Linked DNA regions of Homo sapiens: region 1 is linked to region 2. A link is a loop called in an ENCODE intact Hi-C map of the cell type or tissue named here. Cell type or tissue: IMR-90. All regions are shown on one strand. Links, peaks and the distances in the headings refer to the core of each region. The heading gives the core; the rest is flanking DNA. Region 1 overlaps TMEM217B (transmembrane protein 217B). Region 2 has its middle 25 kb from the start of PIM1.

What was found. A loop is a pair of places that touch in the nucleus more often than their neighbours do. Peaks named below come from ENCODE experiments on the same cell type or tissue, not always from the same donor. Only the 100,000 strongest peaks of a DNase experiment are listed, where the experiment ranks them.
Region 1: a loop joins it to region 2, with 3.0 times the contacts of the local background. A loop is called at or near these places in 5 of 110 quality-filtered maps.

The regions. Positions count from the first base shown.
Region 1 is chr6:37,240,135-37,248,466 of GRCh38, forward strand. The region is part of intron 1 of TMEM217B (transmembrane protein 217B); the gene reads right to left. All of the region lies in intron 1 of TMEM217 (transmembrane protein 217), which reads right to left. Among named protein-coding and RNA genes, the nearest start is that of TBC1D22B, 13 kb to the right of the region's middle. RefSeq lists an enhancer at 59-353. In IMR-90, for the core only: no CTCF peak of the experiment used is centred there; DNase peaks (open chromatin) are centred at 2,437, 2,767, 4,797 and 6,207; H3K27ac peaks cover 6,065 bases.
Region 2 is chr6:37,141,014-37,149,345 of GRCh38, forward strand. No RefSeq gene overlaps it. Among named protein-coding and RNA genes, the nearest start is that of PIM1, 25 kb to the right of the region's middle. RefSeq lists an enhancer at 324-841. In IMR-90, for the core only: no CTCF peak of the experiment used is centred there; DNase peaks (open chromatin) are centred at 938 and 3,578; H3K27ac peaks cover 3,737 bases.

The DNA.
Region 1 (8,332 bases), core at 110-8,109, 99 kb after region 2:
TTAGTCACTATTGCTCTGTAACAAATTACCTCAAACCTTAGACACTTATGATATAAAACATTTATTATCTCATAATTTCCATGAGTCAGGAATCCAAGAGTAGCGTAGGTGGGTGGTTCTGGTTCAAGGTTTCTCACAGGGCTGCTGTCAAGCTGTTGGCCTGGGCTGGGGGCCATCTAAAGGCTCTACTTGTGGGAGGGAAGTTTCATCCAAGCTCGCTCTCTCTGACTGTTGGCAGGAAGCCACAGTTCTTTCTTGGCTGTTGGCCAGAGAACTCAGTTCCTCACCTCCTGGGCCTTTCTATAGTCCACTTGAATTTCCTCATGACATGGCCACTGGCTTCCCCCAGAGTAAGTGATGAGAGAGAGAGAGAGAGAGACCAAAATGGAAGCTGCACTGTCTTAGTAATCTCAGAAGTGATATCCATCACTTCAGCTATTTAATTGGTCACACTCACTGACCCTGCAGGGGACTATGGGGAGAGGACAACATAAGGGTGTAAATACCAGGAGGCCAGGATTATTGAGGCAAACTTGAGGCCGGCTATCACATCTCTATGTATGTATACATGTATGTGTGTGTATTTGAGAAACATGATTAATTTAAAACAGAAAAATAAATTTAAAAAAAGACATAAAAACAAAACATCAAATGGTTGTTACTAATTCACTCTTCCATCAAAAATATATGTACCTATCTGTTTTAGCACACATTTGCTATCATTTGGTATTACTATTTTAAGATTCTATTTTGATTTATTCTCTTCATTTAACCTAGTAGTAGGTGAAAATATTTTAATTTTTGTATCTTATTGATTATTCCTAAGGTTGAACATTTATGAAGTATTTGTTAACCAGTTTTACTGACCTTTTTGCAAGTTATGTCTTTACTTAATATATTAATGTATCAGGATATTAGCATTTTTTCAATGTGCATGAGTTCTATATATAATAAAAGTATTACTCTTTTTTTTTTTTTTTTTGAGACAGGGTCTTGCTCTGTCTCCCAGGCTGGAGTGTAGTGGCACAATCTTGGCTCACTGCACCTTTGACCTCCTGGGCCCCAGTCTCCCAAGTAGTTAGAACTACAGCTGCGTGACACCATACCTGGTTAATTTTTTTTTTTTAGAAACGGGGTCTCACTATGTTGCCCAGGCTAAAGGTGTTACTCTTTGTCAAAGAAAAAAAAGGTGGCTGTCTACGTGGTGGGGAATATGAAGACCCTTCACTCCTCAGCGGCAGAGCTCCAAGGAGGGAAGCAGGACCTCAAAAGCGACATCTCAGCATTGTACCTGGAGAGGGGACTGGACCCTGAGCACTAGGGATTCTGTCTTCCCTCCTCCAACCTCAGTAAGGATTCCTACAACTCATGTGCGGCTAGAAGCAGGTGCTGGCAGGATCCAAGGTCCCCATTCTTGGGCTGGCATGAGGCAGCTGTCAGCACCCCCAGTGATGCTACAGGTTTTCTGTTCCAGGTTCTACATCTGGATTCTGGGTCATCCCTGGGAGCCAGAGGGATCCCCAGTGATAAGAGAGATTGAATTTTTTTCTAGTCTGGCAATATCCAGGCCAATTTAATTAGATTTTTAAAATACAAATGGACATTTTGTATATATATAAGCTTGAATTCTTAGAGACATACATTCTATATTTTCTTATTTAAAACTCCATTAACTTTTTAAAAAAGTTATTGAGATAATTTATGACCTCTTCTCACTCCTTTTCCTTGGCTTTGTATGTAACCGTGTAAATTTGCACTGTAACTAAACACTAACACAAGAGATGGCTTTATCGCGTTGTCTTTATTTTCAAAAAGTAATATGAAGTCTGTTTTGGCCTGCTTCCTCAGGGAGTTAGGGAAAAATTCGATCTCAATTTTTTTTTTTTTTTTTTTGCCTGCTCTTTCCCTGCCCCTTGATGGAGTCACATAGAACCCCCTGAGTTCACCCAATCTTGGAATCTGAGGGAAGAGTTCTAGACTTCAAGACAGTGTGGTCACTGTGAAGGGCTTGATGTCCAGACTTCAGTGGTCCCACTGCTCATAGCCCTGGAGACTATGGCTTAGAGCTCAGTCCCCAGCCAAGTGTCCACTCAGCTAACCCATCAAACATTCTGCCACTCTGGGGTCTGGGAGAGAGTCAAACACAGGCCCCCACGGTGGGCAGAACCTGTACCTCTCTATTCCCCCCAAGGGAAGGAAATTCCACATGCTGTAGAAAGCTGGGAACCATTCTATTCACCCTCAACTTTTCAAATCAGCACTCCCTACTCATCCATATCATCTAGATCTTTTCTTTGCCTTTAAGAGCCTAGATTTTCCAAAACAAAAGTTCTTTAACTCTCTGAGTGGGGAAGAGATGGGCAGTCTTCTTAAGCCTACAAAGAGAAAAGCCTGTCATGCTTTGGTGGTGAATCAGCTGACAAACAGGGAAACCAGCCCCAGCTTGGAATGAGGTAATTCTGACAGTAAATCACACTACTTCATACAAAGCCCTCATGATCTGACTGGGACCCAACTTTCCAGGGGTATTGCTAAGCATTCCTTCTCATGTATCTAATACTCCCACTTCCTCAAATATTTTTTCTCCCCTTCTTCACCTGCTCATCTCTCAAGGTATTCAGATCCTTAAAAAGGTGTCAGGGCTCTAGGTTGGCATCTGTAATTCCTTTGGCCTTACTTTTGTGGTCATAAGCTGACTGCCCCAGTGACTCACACCAGTATCCCAGGCAGGAGTGTGCCAGTAAGCTCTCTTCCATGTTTGTCTCTTTCATAGGAAGTAAAACATTTCCCAGAAAACCCCTAGCAGTCTTCTTCTCATGGCTCATTGGTCAGAACTGGGTCACATGGCACATGTAGCTGCAGGAGAGGCTGGGAAAGCAAGTTTCTGGCAAAGTTGAATGGGATCGCCATAACTTGTTTAGGTAAATTATGATTTATGCCCACACTGTGAACACAGTTGCCCTGCCCCTACAAAAAAAAGAGCCCCCTTAAAAAAGAATATGGAAGGAAATAACTAATAAAGTCCACCACGGAGATGTTGTCCCATTAATTATTCCATCTTCTTTAATTTGGCAAGGGCTATTACTCTCTGTTTGCCCCTTCTTCCACTCTGAAACAGGGCGTTTAGTTATAAATTCGGTTGGCCAGAATAAGGTTTACGTTTTCCAGCTTTCTGTGCAGCTGAGTGTGGTCATGTGACCAAGTCCTGAGAATGGATTGAAAGGGGGAAAAAAATGGAGGAAACCACCAGGTATTGAAGAGAAAGGTCATGTTCTCCCTGTCCTTCTTCCCAGTGTAATTGCCCAGTGGGTTCTTCCTGCCTGCTACACAGACAAAACCAATTCACTGAGACCATGACACTGCAGTAAAGAAAGAGTTTAATTGATATGAGGCTGGCCATATCATATGGGATATGGAGTTATTACTCAAATCAATCTCCCCAAAGGCTCAGAGGTTAGGGTTTTGTTTTGTTTTGTTTTTTGAGACAGAGTTTCTCTCTTGTTGCCCAGGCTGGAGTGCAATGGCATGATCTCGGCTCACTGCAACCTCCGCCTCCTGGGTTCAAGCGATTCTCCTGCCTCAGCATCCCAACTAGCTGGGATTACAGGCATGCACCACCACACCTGGCTAGGGTTTTTCGAGGATAGTTTGGTGAGCAGAGGACTAGGGAATGGGTGGTGCTGACTGGTGGGGAATGCCATCATAAGGATGTGGAAAACTCCTTGTGTGCTGAGTCTGCCTCTGGATGGGGGGGTGCACAGGACCGGTTCAGTCAGGAGCCAGGAGCCCACATGGAGTCAGCCAGTCCTCAGAAATGCAAGTCTGAAAAGACGTCTCAAAAGGCCAATCTTAGGTTCTACAGTAGTGATGTTATCTACAGGGGAACTGGGGAAGTTACAAATTTTGTGACCTCTGGAACAGTGGCTGGTTATCATTTAACTCCACCTACATTTTAGTAGAACTCAGGCCCCTCTCATAATCCTAACCTTGTGGACTTTTATTAGTTTTACAAAGGTGGTTTAGTTTTGGGAAGGGCTATTGTCATCTTTGCTTTAAGGTTAAAATGTAAACTAAATTCTTTCCAAAGTTTGGCTTATGCATAGGAATGAACAAGGAGAATCTGGAGGTTAGAAGCAAGAAGGAGTCAACTGTGTCAGATTTCTCTTACTGTCGTAGTTTTGCAAAGGCAGTTTCACCAGAGGCTGAAACCCCTATGGGAGAAAAACTGTAAACTTCTTTCACATGAGGGAGAAAAACCGTAAACTTCTATTGTGTCTAAAGCACTATTATTTTCCAGCTACACTTATAGCCTAACAAATACAACTGCCTCCAATCCTTGGCCTATAAACATGTTGAAGTCTCGTCTACCTCAACTTCTCCCTTGACCCCATGTTTCTCTCTAATTTACTTTCAGTCTTTCTCTGTGTAAGTCAGAGCAAGCAACAAGTGCCAACTCTTGGCTGATTTAAGCAGAAAAACCATGGCTCATAGACTTGTGGAGAAATCTGGAGAATCATATGTGTGTTGGCCGTATATTGTCACAATAACATCACATAAACAACCATAAAACCACAATGGCATGTAACAATGGACATGTATTTAATACACAAGTTTGTGAGGTTCAGTTTATCTGGGGCTGGGCTGGGCTGAGCTGAGCTGATCTCAGCTGGACTCGCTCAAGTGTCTGAGGTCAACTGTTGGTTGGCCAGGCAATTTTGTTGATTTTGGCTCAGCTAATTCATACGTCAAAGGCTCAACTGGCTGTTGGCTGAACTAGGATGGCCTCAGCTGGGATAACTTAGGGAGACTTGGCCTAGTTCCACATGTTTTTCATCATCCAGCAGGCTAGCCTAGACATGTTCTCATGGCAATGGCAGAGAGCAACAGTGACAGCAAGCCAATCACACAAGTGCTTTGCAAGCCATGGCTTGGGTAATGTTTACTAACATCCCATTGACCAAAGTAAGTCAAAAGGGTGAGCCCAGTCAGAATGAGGAAGTCCAACAAGATGAGATCCTCCAGTGAAGAATTAAGATCGTGAATGCAACCAATCTACCATACTATGTTCAGAGGTTTTTCCTTACAGGGCGGTAGGTAGCCCCAACATCATAACACAGAGCTGGGTCACTGAAGACACTGCCACTGCTGCTAATGAGCATTTGACTCCATAGGTACACTGAGAGGCTCAGCACCAGATCCTGAATGTTGCTGTTGCCACAGCTATTCTCCCAAACTGGGGGTTGCTGCCATGCTGGCATTGCCCATTAGTGGAATGGATTCTGTGCTGCTTCTGCTTCTTTGCATCACAAACTCCTCCCGATTCGAAGTCTAGAGTGGGTGCATTTTATTAGCAGAGCCCACAACATGTGCCATGACTTAGTTCACAGGAAGGTTGGGAAAATAAGTAGCTGGCATTTTCAGCTATAATACTAGGAGGTGGGCTCTGCTTCCCAATGAGTTTCATAGAGTGGGAAATTCTCCGTATGTGGGAAAGGGATTTATATCATGGGCAGCAAAAACACCAACACAGAACAACAGTGACAATAAGGAAGAGGAGGAGCAGGAGGAGGAGGAGGAGGAAGAGCAGGAGGAGGACGAGGAGGAGGAGGAGATGGAGGAGGAGATCTACTAGCCTCTCATTTTCTTTTCTTTTCTTTCTTTCTTTCTTTCTTTTTTTTTTTTGAGAGGGAGTTTTGCTCTTGTTGCCCAGGCTGGAGTGCAATGGCGCAATTTTGGCTCACCGCAACCTCTGCCTCCCGGGTTCAAGCGATTCTCCTGCCTCAGCCTCCCGAGTAGCTGTAATCACAGGCGTGCACCACCAAGCCCGGCTAATTCTGTATTTTTTTTAGTAGAGAAGGGGTTTCTCCATGTTGGTCAGGCTGGTCTCGAACTCTTGACCTCAAGTGATCCACCTGCCTCGGCCTCCCAAAGTGCTGGGATTACAGGCGTGAGCCACTGCGCCCGGCCAACAGGCTCTCATTTTCTTGACAGCTAAGTTTCTTGAAAGCGTATTCTTGGCTCACTTTTCTCTTCTACTTCTCCTCTAATTCTCTCCTGCAGTAATCAGCTTTTGCCACAACAATGATGCAAAATTCAGTGGCTTAAAACCACAAGCATCTATTTTTCTTATTCAAGCTTCAGGCTGAAGGTTGCCTGGAGTGGGTTCCAGGCTTCAGTCTGGATTTTTGTCTGCTCCCACATGTCTGTTATCTTCCTTGGGCCAGTAGCTCCCCAGGGCATGCTCTTCTCATAGTGCAGGCATGGGAGTGGAAACATATGATACTTCTTGAGGCAAACTGTTACTTTTGCTCACATTCCACTGGCCAGAAGTCTTGCAGGGAAATATACTCCATCTACTCTCATGCACTGCAAGAGGGAGTGAAAAACTGACAATAATCTGGTCTACTTCTACTCTTCATCTGGCTTCTGACCCTGCTGTGCCATTAGGGTCAACTCACAATTGCCAAATTAAATAGACATTTCTCAGGCTGGGCATGGTGGTTCACGTCTGTAACCCCGGCACTTTGGGAGGCTGAGGCGGGAGGATCACTTGAGCTCAGGAGTTTGAGACTAGCCTGGGCAACATAGTGAGACCCTATCTCTACAAAATAATTTTAAAAATTAGCTGATGTGGTGGCACATGCTATGATCCCAGCTATTCAGGAGGTTCAGGTGGAAGGACTGCTTGAGCATGGGAGGTCAAGGCCGCAGTGAGCCATGATTGTGCCACTGCGTTCTAGCCTGGGCAACAGAGCAAGACTCTGTCTCAAAAAAAAAAAAAAAATTCTCAGAAGATGGGGAGACAGCCAGGTGCCGGGTCCCGCAGTACCTATCAGGCATGGTTAGGAGTTTGGATTTCATTCTAAGTGTAGCAGAAGCCATTTAATAGATATGTGACTAGAGTGGTCCTTCTACAATGCAGATCTGGTCATGTCATGTCCCAGCTTAAACTGGCAATGAATGTCCCATTGCCTAGAGGAAAAGGTAACATAAGACTTATATGGCCTTAGAAGTCTACTATGATAGACCCCTGCTGCAGTATCTTTTGTCCCTGCACACCATTCCTTGTACTCTTTGGTCTTACCATGTAGAGCTACTTATGGTTAATTTTAGTTTGGATTCTCCAAGAAGCTGACCCTGAGACAAGGATTTGAGTCCAAGTAGTTTATTTGGAGGTGACAGAAACACGAGTGGGGAAAGAGGTAGAAGTGATATAGGGGAAGGAAGGCAGTCAATAAAGGGCGAACTTTTTTACTTTTTTTTTTTTTTTTTGAGATGGAGTCTCGCTCTGTTGCCAGGCTGGAGTGCGGTGACGCGACCTCAGCTCACTGCAACCTCTGCCTCCCGGGTTAAAGCAATTCTACTGCCTCAGCCTCCCAAGTAGCTGGGACTACAGGTGCGTGCCACCACAACCAGCTAATTTTTGTATTTTTGGTAGAGATGGGGTTTCACCATGTTGGCCAGGATGGTCTCGATCTCCTGACCTCGTGATTCACCCACTTCGGCCTCCCAAAGTGCTGGGATTACAGGCATGAACCCGGCAAGGGCAAACTATTAAGCCAACTACCACAATGGACAACAGGAGCTTAATCCTGTGAAAAAAACTCTGAGAAACACACACCTCAGAATTATCCCCTGTAAGTGTTGAAGGAGCTTGGGTGTTTACCAACTCCTGAGAGTCAGTCACTAGTTGAGGGCTGCTCCCAGGAGGAGTTAACTCTTAGACATTTCCAATATGCCATGAGTGTGAACAGCATGGTTTTCCATAGTTCTCGGGAGATGGGGGAAGAGCCTTCAGGCACATGAAGAGGATGAGGGATGTGGGTGAGGTACTGACAGCATCTCCTACAGTTTCTCATATGTAATTTCTCCTTGTAGACATCCATAGTTCCATGTAGGTCTCATTCTTCTGCCTAGGATGCTTTTCCCTGCCTCTTTACCTAGTAAAATCACACTCATCTTTCAAGGCCTTCCTCAGCTTCCCAATCAGAGAGGATCATGCTCCACTCTGTGTCTTCTTAGGACATATTATAGTATACACCTCCATTTTTATCACTTGTCATGCTGCTTTACTTACTAACCAGACTCCTCTACTAGATTATACACTTGTTGAGGACAGGGGCTGTATGTTTACAGTGCTTAATATAGTTTAGTGCCAGGAATACAGTAGATGCTCAATAAAAGCTAGTTAGAAGAATTAATTTCTATCTACAGTGTGTGGCAATGATCTGGTGCAGTGCTGCATTGAATTGAGGTCAACCTGAGGCAAAATCATATGTTTTTACCCCCTTTCTCACCTTCATGGCATTCCCCTCCCTTCACTCACCCAATA
Region 2 (8,332 bases), core at 301-8,300:
TGCGCCAGCGCACTCCAGCCTGGGCAACGAGAGCGAAACTCCATCTCAAAACAAAAAAGAAAGAAAGAAAGAAAGAAAAACAACTTTAAAGTAAAACATAAATTATCATCTGCCTGGATGGTTTACACTGCAGGTAGATGGCATTAGTTGTGTTCTGATTTTTCAATTATTTGGCTGTGACTCCTTTTGCAGTTAGGGAAACGAAGGCATTCAAATGCATTGTACCAAGTGAAAGAATTAGAAAAAAGATTCCAAAAGCCCCAGTTTACACCCCCTTCCTTCCTGGTTTCATCATTTTGTAAAAGATCTTGTGCCTGTGTGTGTGGTAAGAGAGAAGGTAGGAAAATACCTCTGGGGAATGAGGATATCATCTCAGGGCCTTTGTTTCACTCTTTAACCTAGTAATAAATCTCTTAAAGCTCCCGTGGTATTCAGAATATCCTGTCTATGGCAAGGTCTTCCCACAGTTGTGAAAGGAATTCAAGTTTACTAAGTGGACAGAGCCCTGATATTCCAAAGGCACAGTCCAGCCCTTTTCACCTATTTGCTAATTAGAATGGCTAAATCTCAGTCCTGGGTATGCTAAATAATAGGAGGGAGGGTAAGAGAAGGCAGAACCGAAGCTGAGAAAAGAACTCTGCAGTTCCAAAACTCAGCACAACAATCAAGGGATAAAGTGGTAATTAGGCCTGATTATCATGCAAGGCAGCCCTGGTTAAATTGGAATGTAGCCGGAGAGACGAAAGGCTGGATGGAGAGTTTGCTATGCTGGAGACATGCTTTGATGTCTGCAGGGAAGGTTGTGTTTCATTCAGCCATCCAACTAACCAAAAAAAAAAAAAAAAAAAAAAAAATTGTTGCAGAAGCAATATGAAACCTTCCAAAATGCAGCATACGGGAAGCAGAAGCAGAGAGCAAGTGGCTGGGTCTGAGCTCTCCTTCTGAGTGAGTGTGTGTGTGTGTGTGTGTGTGTGTACTTAGATGCAGCTTTTCTCAGATTTACTACTCCAGCTTCTTGGATCTGTCAGAAGACAAGAGAGAAGAAAGAGTGCGCGCACCAACTATTAACTCACTATCCTTGGTTGAGCAAATTCTTATAACAAGGGAGAATGTGTCTAAGCTCGGGGCAGACTTTTTACCTGCTGTGGGGAGGAGGCAAAAGAAATAAGAGGTAAACTACTCTGTGTGTCCCTGAGAGGCCCAAAACTAAGATAACAGATGCTGATGGAGTCATCTGAGGCTGCCAGCTACCACAGCTTTTATACCAGCTGATGTAGGAAGAAGAAAATGAGCCAAGAAAGTAGGCTAATCTCCTAGAGAAACACAAAATAGGTAGCAAGTAGCATTTTTACACCTTTCACTCTTTAATTGCTTTAGACCCAGAGCTGTGAGGCACAAGGAATTCCTTTGGTGTCCTTACTTTACCTTTCTTACCGTTTTAGTGGTATTCTCTGTTCTAACATAATTGTTTTGTATGGGAGCTCACTACTTAGCTAGGGGCATGCCCCAAACCAACCCACAACTTTCAACTTCCATGCAAGAGACTTTTAATGTGACTTGGTATTGGGAGACAATCAACTTTCTACTAAATCACTGACAGAAAAACAATACCCAGGTGTGTGGTGAGATGTTATTATTTTACTTATTCACAGGGTGCTCACCATAGGAAGTAAAATGTACAATCCTGGCTTAGCATTAAGAAAGTTCACAAAGGCCAGGCGCAGTGGCTCATGCCTGTAATCCCAGCACTTGGGGAGGCTGAAGCGGGCGGATCATGAGGTCAGGAGTTCGAGACCAGTCTGACCAGAATGGTGAAACCCTGCCTCTACTAAAAATACAAAAATTAGCCAGGCGTGGTGGCGCATGCCTATAATCTCAGCTACTCAGGAGGCTGAGGCAGGAGAATCGCTTGAACCCAGGAGGCGGAGGTTGCAGCGAGCTGAGATAGAGCCAGTGCACTCCAGCCTGGGAGACAGAGCAAGACTCCGTCTCAAAAGAAAATAATAATAATAGTAATAAGTTCATGAAAATACAAAAATCGGCCAGGTGTGGTGGCTCACGCCTGTAATCCCAGCACTTTGGGAGGCTGAGGTGGGCAGATCACCTGAGGTCAGGAGTTCGAGATCAGCCTGGGCAACACGGTGAAACTCCATCTCTACTAAAAATACAAAATTAGCCGGGCGTGGTGACACATGCCTGTAATCCCAGCTACTCAGGAGGCTGAGGCAGGAGAATCGCTTGAACCTGGGAGGCGGAGGATGCGGTGAGCTGAGATCGCACCATTGCACTCCAGCCTGGGCAACAAGAGTAAATCTCCGTCTCACCAAAAAAAAAAAAAAAGGAAAAAAAAAGAAAAAAGGAAAGAAAAGAAAATACAAAAATCCTACATGGGAGACTACATGGAATTTCTATTCCTTAAGGATCGCCAAAATAAGACCCACTCATCACTATGTTCTATCATCCAGGCACATAGTTTAATTTTATTTTAAAAAGGAATAAAGTAAGTTGTTGATCAGATTATCTTGAAGGAATTAGAAGAGCATTTAATATATGTACAACACGTGGCTTCTTGGGTTTATCACAACTTTTTCCTCTCTGCATTTGCAATGAATGGACCATCCACAGAATCTGCTGTCTTTTGCTGTGATTTCTTCTGTTACCCCAGTTTACTTTTAAGACTGGTGTAAAATAATAATGACGTATATTTGCCATAAAGAGCTTGTACAATAACTACAGATACAAACCTTTTGTAACACCTGTCACTACCGATATTGAAACTATACTTCAGAAATTGTATGAGTGAAGAGTGATGCATTCATATAATAGACTGTTTCCCCCCAAAACAGTGCCACTTGATTTAGGAGAAACTCTAGTTAATCTCTTTTATAAAATTCCCTGAAATTACTCTTGTAACCTGCAGCATGAATTTAGGATAAATAAATTGCACAAGATTGAAAATACCCTTTCAGATATTTTGTACACTCTGGAAATAAATTGTGGGGTTTTGTTTTTACTCATCTTTTAAAAAGAAAAAAGATAGAGGGCCGAGTGCGGTGGCTCGCGCCTGTAATCCCAGCACTTTGGGAGGCCAAGGGGGGCAGATCATGAGGTCAAGAGTTTGAGACCATCCTGGCTAACAAGGCGAAACTCTGTCTTTACTAAAAATACAAAAAATTAGCTGGGCGTGGTGGCGGGCGCCTGTAGTCCCAGCTACTCAGGAGGCTGAGGCAGGAGAATCGCTTGAACCTGGGAGGCAGAGGTTGCAGTGAGCCAAGATGGTGCCACTGCACTCCAGCCTGGGCTACAGAGCATGACTCCGTCTCAAAAAAAAAAAAGAGAGAGAGGAGAGGAAAGGAAAATGAGCCTTAGCAGCTGTGTATTTTTTAAACAATAAGAAAATAGCATTCCCCAGAATTTCCAGTAAAACCCATAAGATTTAGGCAGTTCATCCCTGAAGTATGTGTGGGATGCTGGGAGCTCCCTGGCTTTTCCAGGCAACCCCACCCCCAAAAAACTCCCCACAAAAAAACAAAAGCAGATGGGCTGCATCTGAACGAATCAAACTCCCCAGGGGCCAGAGCTCTCTGCTCTAAATGCTAATAGAGTGAGTAATCAGAAACCTACATTTGGTAAATTATTTATCTTATCTCTGGAACTCAGCAAAGCATCGAAGACAGCAACTTCTGTAGAAAGATGTTGTTGGTCAAGAGCTCCAGCTGGAATTCGTACTTTTACTAGAAAAGGGAAAAGTTCAGAGACCAGTGTGTCTCATGAAGCAATAATTTTTTTTTTTTTAAATGACCAAAAGCAAAGCCAAGGAAAACTGACTTCACAGTTCCATGGAACAGGTCTGGTTCATGTTTTGTCTAATGAGCCTTACGTTCCATCCGTATTAGGGTAATGGCAAAACAAACCAATAGACAATATAGATCCCCAAAGAGATGGGAATAGGTTCTGTAGTCCCCATCTCCACTCTACTTTTCCTTGCAGAGGGCCATAAGAGATACGACTAACCTGGGGCCGGGCTCTGTGGCGCATGTCTGTAATCCCAGCACTTTGGGAGGCCGAGGCGGGTGGATCACGAGCTCAAGAGTTTGAGACCAGCCTGACCAACATGGTGAAACCCCATCTTTACTAAAAATACAAAAATTAGCTGGGCGTGGTGGCGCCTGTCTGTAATCTCAGCTACTCGGGAGGCTGAGGCAGAAGAATCACTTGAATCCGGGAGACAGAGGTTGCAGTGAGCTGAGATCGCACCACTGCACTCCAGCCTGGGCAACAGAGCAAGACTGCGTCTCAAAAAAAAAAAAAGAAAAGAAAAGAAAAAGAGTAACCTGGAACAGTGGTTCTTTTTTTTTTTTTTTTTTTTTGAAACGTAGTCTCACTCTTTCACCCAGGCTGGAATACAGTGGAGAAATCTCGGCTCACTGCAACCTCTGCCACCTGGGTTCAAGCGATTCTCTTGCCTCAGCCTCCAGAGCGGCTAGGATTACAGGTGCGAGCCATCACACCTGGCTAATTTTTGTATTTTTAATAGAGACGGGGTTTCGCCATGTTGTTCAGGCTAGTCTTGAACCCACCTCAGCCTCCCAAAGTGCTGGGATAACAGGCATGAGTCACCGCATCCGGCCTGGGAACAGCGATTCTTGAACTTGAGCATCCAGCATCAGAGGGCTTGTGAACATTCAGGATGCTGGGCTCCAACTCCTGCGTTTCTGATTCTATTGGCTTGCTGGCGTAGGGCCTGTGAATTTTCATTTCCACCTTTGCTGGTGCAAGGGCTACATTTTGAGAAGCACTGGTCTAGAGAATGGGGTGTTTTCACAATCTGGTTTGGTGTCTGTAGAATCTAGGCACCCACCCTCAGAGAATATAAGGAGATTTGTAGGTTTAAGGTCTTTGACTGGGATATTGACAGAGGAATTAGCCCTACTAATGAATCTTATCACTTTCCCCTATTTTACAAAACACTTTAACTTTGTAACTCAATCTATCCATGATTAACCTTTTTTTTTTTTTTTTTTTTTGAGACTGAGTCTTGCTGTGTTGCCCAGGCTGGAGTGCAGTGGTGCAGTCTCGGCTTGCTGCAATCTCTGCCTCCCGGGTTCAAGCAATTCTCCTGCCTCAGCCTCCCGAGTAGCTGGGATTACAAGCGCCCACCACCACGCCCAGCTAATTTTTTTGTATTTTTAGTAGAGATGGGGTTTCACCATGTTGCCTAGGCTGGTTTCGAGCTCCTAATCTCAAGTGAGCCACCTGTCTTGGCCTCCCAAAGTGCTAGGATTACAGGCATGAGCCACCATGCCCAGCCGATTAACAGTATATTTATAAACTTTTAGCACTCCCACTTGCTTTGTGTCCCCCATAGTCCTAGGCGCTTTTGAGTTCAATAGAATTAAGCAGATAGGAAGGTAAAGGTTTCATTTGAATAAATAACGGTTGTATAAGTCACATTCACATTTATAAATACATTAAGAATTTTGTTTTGCCACCGGGTGCGGTGGCTCACGCATGCAATCCCAGCACTTTGGGAGGCCAAGGCGGGCAGATCACAAGGTCAGGAGATCAAGACCATCCTGGCCAACATGGTGAAACCCCATCTCTACTAAAAATACAAAAATTAGCCGGGTGTGGTGGCGTGTGCCTGTAATCCCAGCTACTCAGGAGGCTGAGGCAGGAGAATCACTTGAACCAGGGAGTCGGAGGTTGCAGTGAGCAGAGATCGCACCACTGCACTCCAGCCTGGTGACAGAGCCAGAATCCGTCCCCCACAAAAAAGAATTTTGTTTTGCCTCTACAAAACTTTATCAGTTCATCCACCTGGTGAACTCAACTCTGACTGATTGAATTGTGAAATAAGAGGAATTCAAATGATTCCTTTCCCTTTGCTTCTTTCCTTCAAACAACAAATATATTTGCAGTGCATATTTGTTTGTTTTAGAGACAGAGTCTCATCTGTCTCCCAGGCTTTGTTGCAGTGGCACCATCATAGCTCACTGCAGCCTGGAACTCCTGGACTCAAGCGATCATCTTCCTACTTTAACCTCCTGAGTAAATGGGATGACAGGGTTGCACCACTATGTCTGGTTAATTTTTTTTTTTTTTTCGAGACGGAGTCTCGCCCTGTCGCCCAGGCTGGAGTACAGTGATGTGATCACGGCTCACTGCAACCTCCACCTCCCGGGTTCAAGTGATTCTTCTGTCGCAGTAGCTGGGACCACAGGCACGTGCCACCATACCAGCTAATCTTTGTAGTTTTTAGTAGAGACAGGATTTCACCATGTTGGCGAGGCTGGTCTTGAACTCCTGACCTCGTGATCCACCCACCTCGGCCTCCCAAAGTGCTGGGATTACAGGTGTGAGCCACTGCGCCCAGCCAAGAAAAGGTCTTTCTATGTTGCCCAGGCTGGTCCTGATCTCCTGGCCTCAAGTGATCCTCCTGCCTCAGCCTCCCAAAGTGCTGGGATTACAGACATGAGCCACTGTGCCCAGCCTAGGAATGCATATTGTATATATGGATAATAACAATTAAAAAATGTAAGTCAGACTATTGAATCTAAGGGGATATGAGTGCAAGTAACTACACACATGGTGGTGGCTCGGGAAAGCTTTTACAGCAGGTGGGCCTGCTGAAAATCCTTCCACGGCCTTCTACCACTCTTCAGATAAAATTCATACTCCTCAGAAAGGCACACACAGGCTGGGCACGGTGGCACACACCTGTAATCCCAGCACTTTGGGAGGCCGAGGCGGGTGGATTGCCTGAGATCAGGCGTTCGAGGTCAGCCTGGCCAACATGGTGAAACCCCGTCTCTACTAAAAATACAAAAAGTAGGAGAGTGTGGTGGTGCATGCCTGTAGTCCCAGCTACTTGGGAGGCTGAGGCAGGAGAATCACTTGAACCTGGGAGGCAGAGGTTGCAATGAGCCAAGATTACACCACTGCACTCCACACTCCAGCCTAGGTGACAGAGTGAGATTCCATCTCAAAAAAAAAAAAAAAGAAAGAAAGAAAGGCATACACAGCTCTTCATGATCACCTGTGGCTGCTTGTTCAGTTGAATTTCTCTCCACTCCCTTTTCACTCCAGGGACCATACTCAGCAGCAAGGTAAAAGTCTGTGATAATGTGAATTTCAGATGTAGCTGCAACTGATAATTTGTTCTCTATCAAGCTCCCACTCCCCTTCTCAAATGGGGGTAAAATGTTGGAGGTGGGGCAGCTGAGAAGTGACTGCCTCATGATCATCTGGACTTTCTCACTTCAGTGAGCCTTGGTTGTGTACATAAGGAATTTCACTATCTTTACCTTGTGTGCTTTTCCTGATAGCACAGATCCTACTGAAAAATAACCATTTTTCTTTAACTTCACAATGATAATGCAACCTTTTCCTCTATTTTGTGCTTATAAAATTTTTGGATTAGCTGGGTGTGGTGGCACATGCCTGTAATCCCAGCTACTCCGGAGGCTGAGGCAGGAGAATCGCTTGAACCTGGGAGGCGGAGGTTGCGGTGAGCCGAGATTGCGCCATTGCACTCCAATCTGGGCAACAAGAGCGAAACTCCGTCTCAAAAATAAATACATAAATAAAAATGTTTGCACCCTACTTACTACAGCATGACTTTTTTTTTTCTGTTCATGCAAATTCATGCCTCTGGATGTTTGCACATGCTTTTTCTTATTGCTGAAATTTGAGTTTTCCCATCCTATCCTTCCACTAGCTGATTCTTCCATTTATTTTCATGTTTCAGGACCCATGGGCTGCCTCTGCGCTGAAGCCTTACCTGATCCTGGAGATCAGATTTAAAGGGTTTCATTGCTTTTTTTTTTTTTTTTTTTTTGAGACGGAGTTTCGCTCTTGTCGCCCAGGCTGGAGTGCAATGGTGTGATCTCGGCTCACTGCAACCTCTGCCTCCCGGGTTCAAGCGATTCTCCTGCCTCAGCCTCCCGAGTATCTGGTGCCTGGGACTACAGGCGCCACCATGCCCAGCTAATTTTGTATTTTTAGTAGAGATGGGGTTTCTCCATGTTGGTCAGGCTGGTCTAGAACTTCTAACCTCAGGTGACCTGCCCGCCTCAGCCTCCCAAAGTGCTGAGATTAAGGTGTGAGCCACCATGCCTGGCCAAAAGGCAACTATTTTTATGATCAGGTTCAATAGTCCCTCATGTGCGTATCTGTATAAATTCATATTGATGTCTAGGATCTTCTCACTTGTGAATCTTATTTTTATTATTTTTGAGACAGAATCTTGCTCTTGTTGCCCAGGCTGGAGTGCAATGGTGTGATCTCAGCTCATGGCAACCTCCACCTCCTGGGTTCACGCGATTCTCGT